Linked DNA regions of Mus musculus: region 2 is linked to region 1. The links are chromatin loops, found by intact Hi-C in ENCODE. Cell type or tissue: left cerebral cortex. All regions are shown on one strand. Each heading gives the region's core, and the rest is flanking DNA. Links, peaks and the distances in the headings are about the cores only.

Region 1 (5,631 bases), core at 2,036-4,535:
GGGGGGGGGGCTTCGCACTGCAGGAAATCAATGGCAGAAAGCGGGCCTTTAATGGGTTAATTGACTGGAGGCCTCTATCGCCTTCAAACACCTGTTTCCTGCCAGTGGAGGCGGCCTGTCTGGTCCCTGCCTAGGTCGATGATGTGTCTGTCCGCCTTGCTCGCTCATCGACTCTAGCCCGTGCCGAAAATCCATTTCACCTCTGAAAGACGCTGACTACTTCCGTCTGCCTGCTACTGGAACTGGGTAAAAGAGGGTGCAGATGAGGGTGGTCAGCGGTGTCCTAGAGACTTCTGAGTGTGCACAAGTTTAACTAAAAACAAAAAACAAAAACAACAACAACAACAACAAAAACCCAAACCAAACCCTAATGGTGCGTTTGACGAGGGAGGACGCCACCACCTAGGCTGGGCCTTTATGCCAGGGTCACCCCTACCTAGGGAGGGCCCTCGAGGCGTGCAGTCCTCAAGATCAGACTGCGGGAGTCCTCCTCTCGCCGGCGCACGACCTCCACCGCGCCAGTGCGGCTTCTGGGCAGGGACCGGGTCCAAAGGCACTCTGCGAGTAGAGGGCTCCCGGCTGATTGATTTTTTTTTTTTTTGTAGCAGAATTAATACAGTCAAGTCTGTCGGTCAGTCAAAGTAAAATTGATTCTTTGCCCAAAACACCTCTCACTAAGTGGCACACGCTTCAACATGTTAATTTTTTGAAGGTAATTTCAACCCGTGGGTTTAGTTCTCGATGCTGCCTCGGGTGGTGGCAAAGAGCCCGCAGCCTGGCCTCGGTAGGGCCGGGGGCGGGGCGGAGGCAGGCGACCTGAAGGAGTACCGCCACCCACTAAATCTTGCCCCCGTAGCCACAGGGCTCGATCTCCCTTCTTCTCCATCTTGAAGGGCGATCCACCTAGACAAGGCGTTGGGCCGTTGGGCGGTGGCCAATCCGAAAGGCTAAGGACCGGGGAGGAGTGAACTTACAGATAAGAAAATGACCAATGGACCCGCGAGACCGCTCGGAAGCTCATCCCCCCCCCCTTACCGGGCCACTCTCCACAGAGGCCAGCAGGTTGCGAGCACCCTGCACAACCTCCCGGAAAGTATCGATGGAGACCCGCGTCCATCCTTGCGCCTCTCCCGCCACCAATCCCTGCTCGGCCGGTGGAGCCCCCGCGCGCGAGTTCGAGACACACTTACAGTTAGTTCTTCCTGCAGCCCGCCGGGTCCGCAGCGCTTGGCCCGCCTGCACCTTCGCAGCCCTGTCTGGTTGCGGGCCGCGTGGGACCTGGGCTCCCCGCAGGCCAAGCGCACGCGCTGAAGCCCGCGGACCCCGGCCCGGCCAGGCTCCGAGCAGCGACGGCGCCCGCGCCACGCGCACGCACACTCACACGCGCACCCCCGCTCGCACACTCGCTCGCACAAGCTCCTTGCTCCTCGTTCGGCACACACACTCGCAGACGCACACACTGCAGGCGAGAGAGACAAGAAAATGAAATTTATTATTGATAGAAAAGACTCGCAAGACAATTTCAGGTTATTGTTTCTCTCTGGAAAAGGGGGATCCCGCCACATAATGAAGCGCCTTTTGTGTGGCACTGAACAATACCAAACAAGTATTCTAATAAATAGCCGCGTTTTTGTTCCTGCTCGGCAGTGAATAGAAGGGAGCCGTTGCTTCGCGAGCAGCTGGGACGCCGAGCCGAGCGGGGAGGTGGAGCCGCTGCTCGCCCTCCTCTAGCCGCTCCCCAGCCGGGTCCCCGCCGCTCCCTATTCGCCGGCGCCCGCCGCCCCTCCCGCTGGCCCGACCGCAGAGGTTCGGGACCCTTGGACCATAGGGATTCCTCCCCCTCCTCCAGAGACGATGGCACCCCCTATCCCTGTCAGCAGTCACTTGTGGCATCCCACGGGCGGCGACTGTCACCTGGAGCGGCTTTCCGGCTTTCCCTACCTCTTGCAGGAGGGACGCCCCCACCCGCACTCCTGAGTCAGCGCGGTCATTGCGCGGGATCTGAGCCGCGCGCCCCCTCCGCCCCCACCGCGTCCTCGCAGTGGGTTTTTTTCAGCTCTGCTCTCGGCTGGAGCTTTGTTGTCTCGCCGAGGGGACACCTTGGACGTGGGCGCTGCGCCAGGCCTCCCCCGGAGCAGCGAGGGCAGGTTTCCCCCCTCCTACGATGCGCTCCTCAACCCCACCCCCCTCCAGTGCTCGCTCTACCAAGGGCAGCAACAGAAGGAAAGACAGAGTCTAAGGATCAGTGTGTGAACACAAAGCTCTCAGGTTAAAAAAGACAAGACGAAGAAAAAGGAAAGAAAAGAAAAAAAGAAAAAGAAAAAGAAAGTCGCCCAGACAGGAGTCTGTCAGGGTGCACACAGGGAGAGGGAGTGGGGCGGGACTCTCAGGGGCAGTAGCCATTGCGTGGCCAGCCTGTCTGCATGGGTGGGGGGGGGGCACGACCCTCCCAACACTCTGTAATCCCCTCCTTTGGCGGGTCCCTGACCCTGGCCTCTGCAAGGCTGGAGCTGCCGACCAGCCCACCGCTAAGCAGGGTGAACGGCCCGGGACGGGATGCAGCTCAGGAGAGAACCTCTGAGAAGGAGCCCGGCTGCAGCCGCTCAAGTCTGGCTTTCAGTTTCTCCTCGCTTCCAGGTCTCTCTTTCCCCTTTGGTCCCTAACTGTAGGAAGGTGTCAGCACTTTGGACTGGAGACCCAAACCCTCTGCGACACCTAGGAAATGTTCCAGGAGCAAACTTTCTTTTTTCTTTCTTTTCTTAAAGGGATGATAACTCCCAAAGCATTTACAATTCACTCTCAACCTAAGGAAAGACGTTCACTTTATATATATATGTATGTATAAAAATTGTACAAACAAAGCACACGTGACAGTACCAGTGTTTGCTCACCCGGTCGGGGTGCTGGCAGTGTGTACTTATCTGAAGCACACTCTCCTGGACAAATGCATGCGCCCCTCCCCCCGCAGCTGCAGGTTTTCAGCAGATCCGTGTCTGGCTCTAACCTCAGGGATAAAACCCCACATGACTCTCCCTCCGTGGATCTTAATCTAGGCAAGCACTTTGTCATTTGCAAATTATTTCTTAATCGGACCGAGCGATTTCGGTGTGCATGCAGTACGGGGATTTAGTGTGCAGAGGATCGCCGAAGCCGAGGAGCTGTCCAGGAATCCTTTCCCTAGTTGCAAGGCTTTTCCCCCAAAGACACGTTGGTCTGACCGAGAGGAAGAATAAAACCGGCGGAAGTCCTTGGTGACTCATTTTTGGGTTTTTGTTTATTTGTTTGTTTTTGCTTTTCTTCAATCTCTTTCTGAGAAACTGCATTCCCTTGGAGTTTTAAATAATTTAGCTCAGTTATTCCAAATGTCGGCAACACCAAGAAGAGGGAGTTTGGCCTTGGTTTTTTTTTCCCCCCTCAAAAACCCGGGTTTGTGCAGGAATCTGGGGGCAGGAAATGAGGAGACTTTGGAGTTGGAGTCGTTCCAGCAGACACCGGGAAGCGCTTTCCTTTTGTATGGAAAATGGAAACATTTTGGAATCCGGCTTTAAAACTTTGACTTATATTTTACATGTTAAATCACTGAAAGATTGGGTACAACAGTGTGTAAAGACTCAGAACCTGCAAATATTTGAATGGTTTTTGTGAGCGGAGCAGCTGCCAGTCAGCTGGCTTTGACAGGCTGTCACAGTTTTGTCATTTAATAGTGGGTGTTAGCCTAAGTGCAAAACACTCTGGCAAACAGATGTCAAACCCGTATCAATGGGGGTTGTGAAGTGGAGTTTAACCCGCATCACGGGGAGCTCCTGTGCACACGGATCCTTGGATCCTCGGATCCTCGGTGCAGGGGAGGTGCAGGATTCTACAAGTCAAAGACTGGCTCTAGGTACTGGACACACAACCTTGGGAGTCTGTCCAAACCAGGACGGGTCTCTCTGGTTCAGGCAGGGGAGAAGCTCATGGTCAACCAATTTTGCAGGCCGTGGGGGTGGGCGGATATTATGCCTCTCTGGACTTCTCTATGCAGTCTCCAGCTCTGGTTTTGTAGACCCTGGCTGCTCTTTGCCGATCCAGGACATTGCATAGAGTTTGGTGGACAGGCCACACGCTTTCCTTGGCCGCTATGCTATAGCAAGCCTTTTTAGGCTTTAGGAGACAAACTGAGCCCGCAGAAACTTCCAAAAGGTCTGTGGTTGAGTCAGACCCTATCCTAAGCCTGGCTGTGTTCAGGCCAGAGTCAAGGAGGCTCGGTGCCTAGCGCAGAGCGGCTGCTTTCAGTGTTTGTTTTTCTGCGCCAGAGTTGGGAGTCTGACACAGACCAGGCTTTGTCAATTGCTATGGGAAGCGTGGAGGGACCAAAGAGCGGAGGTTCTGGATTCAAGGCTCAAGCGAACATCTTTGTTCAGGCTTTCAGAGGCTGGCCTTCCATGCCAGCACACAAACAGGATCTTCCTTTGAAGATCTGAACAGCAGGTCAGACACAAGGGCCCGTGGTTTTAAGTGTGTGGGGGTTTTTTGTTTTGTTTTTGTTGTTTTTTTTGTTTTGTTTTTGTTTGTTTGTTTGTTTGTTTGTTTTAGCAGTTGGAGGGGAACCCTGTGGCTTTTGTATTTCTTCACTGGGGACTACACTGGGTGAGGGTGTCTACTCTCTCTTCTCCATCAGGAGAGGATTATTCAGCAGTAAGAATTTGAATCACAGGGCTTTGCTCCTGCGGAAATATCTGTCTGAATCTGTCTTTTTCAGGTTAAGTCTGGCTCGTACCCGGGATACCAGACACCTTGGCAGGCAGTGTACTTTTCTTTGTCTCTTTGTCCTATCAGCTCCTCTTTCTTCTCCTCTTCCTCCTCCTCGTTCTCCTCCTCTCCTCCTCTTCCTTCTCCTCTCCCCTCCTTCTCTTCCTCCCCCACTTCTCTTTCTTCTCTTCCTCCTCTCCCCTCTTCTCCCTCCTCCTCTTTTCTCCCCTCCTCCCCTTCCTTCTCTTCTTTGGATTTATACATGAACTTAGACGGTGGGAATAAAATTTTCAAATTGCATCAGAAAATGCAGTTTAAGAAGATTTAGAAGTTCTCAGGGCTTCCCTCCAGAAAGTTGGTATTTCTGCTGCAGTGTCCTGTGTGGGAGATGTCCTGGCCTTCTAGTCAGTGTCTATGTTATAATGGTGACCAGTGCTCTGTCACTGCAACCCTCTGACTCTCTGATCAGCTTGAGACCTAGTCTTTCTCGTGCTGGATGAAGGGCACACCGTTGACACAGACCTTTATGGTTCCTTATGGTCTCTTTAAGGGACTGCAGTAAAAACAAGGCTCACCCCAACCACCCCCAAACATACAAACTGACCATTACAGTGGCCAATATGCCTAGCATGCTGCTGTGCCATTGACTTTAATGACATTTTAATTGGGGGGAAAAGCAACAGGGTTTCTTGGTGTAGTCTTAGCTGTCCTAGAACTCACTCTGTAGACCAGGCTGACCTCAAACTCAGAGACTTGCCTGCCTTTGCTACCCAAGGATGAGATCAAAGGCGTGCACCATCACATCAAGCTGATCTACAAAAGTTTAAAAGACAGTTTCCATAGGTCTGCAGGATTAATTAGTTTGGAATATACCCACGATACATATTTTAACCTTCTGTC
Region 2 (5,631 bases), core at 2,048-4,547, 54 kb after region 1:
CCTGCTGTGACCGTCATTGAGTTTACAGTGGATGCCACTCTGCCTGTAGAGGTATCATCATGTGTGAAGGAGATAACACCCCATCTGATGGCGGTGTGTCTAAAGTGGCTGCTAGCACACTCTAGGGGCCTCCGCAGCATCCTAGGTGTATGAATTCAGGCAAACGGCTCCCTTAAGACCAGTTTCTTCCTCAGTACTGGAGAGCAGCCCTCCCTGAAAGGGTTGGGACAGTGAGAGGAGGCGGTGGTGCTTCCCAAGCTTGTTAGCTGCTACGGGAGAACCAGGGGTGCCTGCTGTTAGCATGGGTGCCGGGCTCTGAGCCCAGGTCCTCATGTCTGCACAGCGAGCATTCTTAACCCCCACCCTGGACTTTGGAGAATTTTGTGAAAATAAAAAATTTAAAAATAAAATTTCAGACATTTAGAGACATCTAATGTGATGTTTTGGCAGACATGTGAACGGCAAAATGAGGGGGGACATAGTTTGATCTTTTCTCTTCTCTATTTCCCCATTCACTCTGCTCTTTATAACCTCTAGTTTCTGAAGACCGGGGTCTGGCTTGCTCTTTATCCTCAGGTCCCCTGAGGAGAGAGGGCGGGTAAATCATGTGACCAGAGGTCAGGTTGACCATGTGACATGCTCCTGAGGATTTTTGTTTTTGAAAGAGACTTTAGTTTAAAATTATGTGTCCATGTGCATCTGCATATGTGGATTTGTTTACCTGAGTGTGGGTGTCTGTAGAGTTCCAGAAGATGATGTCAGAGTCCCTGGAACTGGAGATACAGTCTGTTACGAGTTGCCCAAGGTGGGGTCTGGGGTAAGACTCTGGTGCTGCTGTGGTACACCATTTGCTCTTAACCTCCGAGGCATCTCCTCCACACACATGCTTTCTTTTTCTTTTAAATTTATTGTTTAAATTACGGTGGTGGTGGTGACGGAGAAGATGGTGATAATGATGATGGTGATGATGATGATGGTGGTGGTGGTCGTGTGTGTGTGTGTGTGTGTGTATGTGTGTGTGTGTGTGTGTGTGAGATGTGTATGGGCACATGTGCCTGGGCTATGTTTTAATGGAGCAAATTTGCTGTACATGGATGAAGACAGGTAGTAATGGAGGATTGGGGTCTTGGAGCACCCAGGGTACCAAATGACCCCTTCACCAAGAGACTGGAGATGAGATGGCAACCTCACTGCCTAACTCTGAACTATACTGCTTGTAGCAGGCCTTAGTGAGCTGGGGTTCCTCATCCTGGCGCCCCTTGTTGAGCTGTGGGCCAGCTCTCCCCTGCTGGCACAGGCAGGCAGCAGAATCTGCTTGGAAGCTGCCTCCGGACGCTGTGCATCAAGAGCCCCATCTTGGCATCTGTGCTGAATGCTAAGTCCAAAGTCCTGCTCGGTTCCCAGGCTATTCTGGTGCCCTTGGCAAGCTGGGTTTCACGTGTGCCGCAGTGTGGGTCCTGATTCTACAGAGACACCACAAGGCCACTCCCTGAATCAGCAATGGAGCAAGCTTGTCATCTGATTCGCTGGGGGAAAAAAAAAAAAAGATGACACACAGCTAAATACCTTCATGGTGAAGCAAAGCTGACTGCTCCTGACCCTGAATCCCAGCAATGGGCCTCAGCTTGCTCATCTCCCAGCTGCTGGAAGCAACAGGCAACATCAGGCACAGATCTGCAGATCTGTACCATATGACAGTCACCACTGTGTGCAGAATATGACCTGGTCTTTCCAGGGTTCGACTGTACACCCACCGAGACACATAGTCCCAGTTCTCCTGGATCAGGGTTGGGGGGAGACAGCTCTTTGCAGATGCCAATAGCTGAGAGAGGTCACACTGGCACAGAGTGGTCTAACCCGACGACTGTCTTTGAGAAGGTTGGGGTGGGATTTGGATGTGGAGAACATGCACGAGATCATGGGGTGTAACAATTGCCCCCATGGACACCATTCCCTGTTCCCGAGTTGGAAAGGTCCAACCCTTCTGTGAGCCAGCCCATCCTCAGACTCCCAAACCTTGTCATCCACACTCCCTTCAGCAGACACGCATCCTAGGCGCTTGCCCATTCTCCTTTTACTTTCTGTTAACCTCAGCAGAACACCAGAAAGTCGTTAGAGTCTGCACTGCAGTCAGAACGGTGCCGGTCCGCGAGCCTCCCCCATCCTGGAAGTCCTCCAGATCCATCGCACAGAACGGGTCTGTGGCCAGATCTGTTTTGGAGGCGAATGGACTCGCAGAACAGTTCAGACCCATGCCTGCAGCATCTTAATGTGGAGCATGCCTTTCTGTTGTTTTGGTTTTGCTTTTTGGCACAGGTGCCGTGTAAACCAGGCTGGCCTCCAGTGATCGATGCAGCTGAACTTGGCCCCGTGCTCTTGTGCCTCCTGCCTCTACCTCCCAAGAAAGAACATGGACATTTCTGACGCGGCGCCAATGTCTCACAATGTCTCAGCAAGCCTCCGTCTCGTCTCAACAACACTGGCTCCTGACATATCTCCCAAGCTTCCTCAAAGTGAGACAACTGAGTAGAACTGCCTGGGAAGCCCCCTGACTGTGGGATCTTAGGGTCTAATCACCACCCCTCCCCCAGGCCCAGGATTTACACTGACCAAACACACAGGTACTTCTAGATTGTTTTTTTTAAAGCAACTTGCTTTTATCTGGGTTTTCTAAGATACTCAATTCAGTTTTCATTAAAAAAATAATGTTTCATTTTGCACTCATGTTTCAGTGGCTCATGACATCATGACAGCAGCCACTTGCCAGTGTGTCACTATACTTCCTGGGGAGGCTCTAGAAGGCCTATCTGGCAAGCTGGGGAAGGGGAGGCAGCTAGGGACTCCCACCAGCCAAGGACACTGAATTGTGGCTGTTTTCTGTGTGCTGGTGGGAGTTAACTGTCTTGAGAGGCCCAGTTGTCCCGCAGTTCTCCTTTGCCTTCCCTCCTCAGTCCTTCACTGAACTTCAACATCACATGAGCAGGGGTTCAATGCCAAATGCAGATTGCGCTGCTCAGGCTTCTGCCCCCTGCCTGACAGCTTTGGCAAGGACCAAGGGGGTGGGAGGGGGAGGGAGATCACGTGTCCTCACAGGAGTTATTTGATTGGGTCGCAAATGACCAATGACTAGCAGAGGAGAAGGACCCCTCGGACCTTAGAGCCTGAAGCCAGATGAGGACCAGGAACAGAGGGATCGAGTTCAGCTGGACCCTTCATGGTCACGTCGTGATCTGAAGGCATTTGAACCTCTGAAATCCTCAACAGTCAAATGTAGTGGCTCTGTGTACACTTCCCACATAAAGGTGTCCCATTACTTTTCCCCAAAGCTTCCTCACCTACAAGACAAGCTCTGCTCCCCCAAGTTTCAGACTCCCATCTACTCTTTGCTTTGGGTTGTGGGGTCACACAGGTTCTTCTGCATACAGCCCTTCACTTGAACATACATTTAGCTAAAACACAAATTCTCCCCGCTGCTGGGGGAAGAGCCTCACAAGTCCCGTCCCTTCCTGAGGGTCTACAGGCAGTTGATGGTTTCTGGGAAGGTGGGGAAAGAAACATCTACTTCAGTAGTATAGTGACCAATCAGTGTCCATGTGCCTGTAAAACCCTCACCCATGCTCCAGTAAGCAGCCCTAACTCACTGGATCTTTCCCCCTGTCTCTATCTCTCTTATGTACATGTATGGATACATGCATGCTGACATACTTACACACATTTACGTACACAGGCACACTCACACACTTACAGGCACATACACACTCTCACACATACATGCACACACACATGCTCACACAATGCATGTACATAAAAAGACACACACTTGCACATATGTACACATACATGCTCACATGCATGCACACACAGACACACACTTATACACATGCATGCACACAGGCATGTACATAGACAGACACGCACACATGCACACATGCACACTCACACATGCATGCACACAATGTATACATGCATAGTCACATACATGCTCACACACATGCACACACACACACACACACACACACACACACACACACACGGCATGAGAGTAGAAGAGAGACCAGTTGGAAAGCAGATGACTGAGTGACTGTAACAGAAATATAGTATTTACAAGTATACAACGTCACAGTGAAGACCACTATTGTGCATAATTGAGATATGTTAATAGAGACCTTGAAAACAAAACAAATAAATGTCCCTCCCTTTGTGTAAGTTAACAGCAACTTTCACACATGACTGGAAACAGCCTACTTAGCTTGGCTGAAATTACGTTCCTGTTGAGGGTGACCCAGTGAAAATGGACTAAGTCAGAGAAGATCACAAGAGTCAGGGAAATGGCATGCACTTTATAAATTTAGGTTTTACATTTTGGATCTTTTCTCTAAAAACAATATTTATGCATTGTCCCTTGATTTTTTTTTTTATATTCAGAAAATACGTTACAATTTTCCTTGTATATGAAAGCCCTGTATTTTATAAGCAGTAACTTCATCGGCCCCAGCTCAGTTCAGGGAATGCTGCACTTTAATTTCAATGTCTTCCTTCATGACACAGGAGGTAGCCTCAATCACAGCTCTGCCACATCTTTGCGCATGCGTCCCAGGCAGGAAGGGGTGTTTTCAGGAGCCCTGCCCACAACGGAGCTTCAAGGCCTCTGATGAACACTGGGGATGGAGGATGCAGCACCGTGGGACTCACTTGCTATCATCATGACAACAGGCAGGATGGTCGCCTTCTGATGGAGCTCAGGGACTTTTGAGATGGTTACTGCATGCCAATCTCTATAAACGACACACATGCACTGAGAAGAATAACTCCTTTTAGTCCGCACATGGATTTTTTTCAAAATATAAGACTGCTCCCTCCTCTTCCATTTCAAGATGGGTGTGTTTCCCCAGACTTGGAGAAGGAGAAGAGCTGCCCCCATCCTTTATCTGGCGAGGAGACCCAGGCGGCTGAGATCCAAACCATGTGCAGGGTGACAACAGTTAAGTCTGCACGGGGCCGCGTGGCTGCTCAGAGCCGAGAGTAGAAAGTGTAGTTCCAGGGTCTAATCCGACCGATCCGCTGTGTTCTTTGCAAAAGGTTGCGAGGCCTTGGCCTAATAAGCATAATCTCATTACACTGCAAATAAAAGTTTCCTATTTATCTCCAGATTTCAAATGAATCTAATAAGGCTTATGATACAGTCACCCAATACCCTAATCATATTTCTGCCTATCTAAAAGCAATCAGTAATTGTGTTACGGCAGAACGTGCTGACAATACCTCTGACACAGAGAGGAGAATGAGAGCCCAGCTGTACTAATTAAATTAAATGCTGGGCTGATGGAATACATTTGCCTCAGCCGGGAGCATGGGCGCAGAATTAATAAGCATTACAGCTCTGAGCGGGAGATGGTATCATAATGGAAGCGAGGTTTTGATGTGGAGAGCCCCATTCAGATTCAATGCACCATCATGCACAGCGGTGACAGCTGCTTAGAGAGGTGCGGAGCCTCAGACAAATTGCACAGGAACTTTGTCGTCTGCATGTTCCTCACCGAGGAGCAAGGCAGGCTGCATCGCTGTGCAGCCTGAGACCCACCCTGGCCAGCTCCTGTAGGTAGTTGCAGCCCCCAGTCTTCCCCTTTCCCA

What was found. Hi-C counts contacts between places; a loop is a spot of excess contacts. Peaks named below come from ENCODE experiments on the same cell type or tissue, not always from the same donor. Only the 100,000 strongest peaks of a DNase experiment are listed, where the experiment ranks them.
Region 2: a loop joins it to region 1, with 2.9 times the contacts of the local background. A loop is called at or near these places in 3 of 42 quality-filtered maps.

What each region holds. Positions count from the first base shown.
Region 1 is chr8:12,381,590-12,387,220 of GRCm38, reverse strand. Sox1ot (Sox1 overlapping transcript) reads right to left here and starts at 1,450. Exons shown (of 8, transcript NR_027975.2): 1 at 1,191-1,450. In left cerebral cortex, for the core only: no CTCF peak of the experiment used is centred there; DNase peaks (open chromatin) are centred at 2,625, 2,967 and 3,113; H3K4me3 peaks cover 988 bases; H3K27ac peaks cover 533 bases.
Region 2 is chr8:12,327,671-12,333,301 of GRCm38, reverse strand. It overlaps Gm51562 (a long non-coding RNA gene), which reads left to right and starts at 796. Exons shown (of 3, transcript XR_003947512.1): 1 at 796-817; 2 at 2,095-2,621; 3 at 4,549-5,058. In left cerebral cortex, for the core only: a CTCF peak has its summit at 3,005; DNase peaks (open chromatin) are centred at 2,281 and 2,988; H3K27ac peaks cover 262 bases.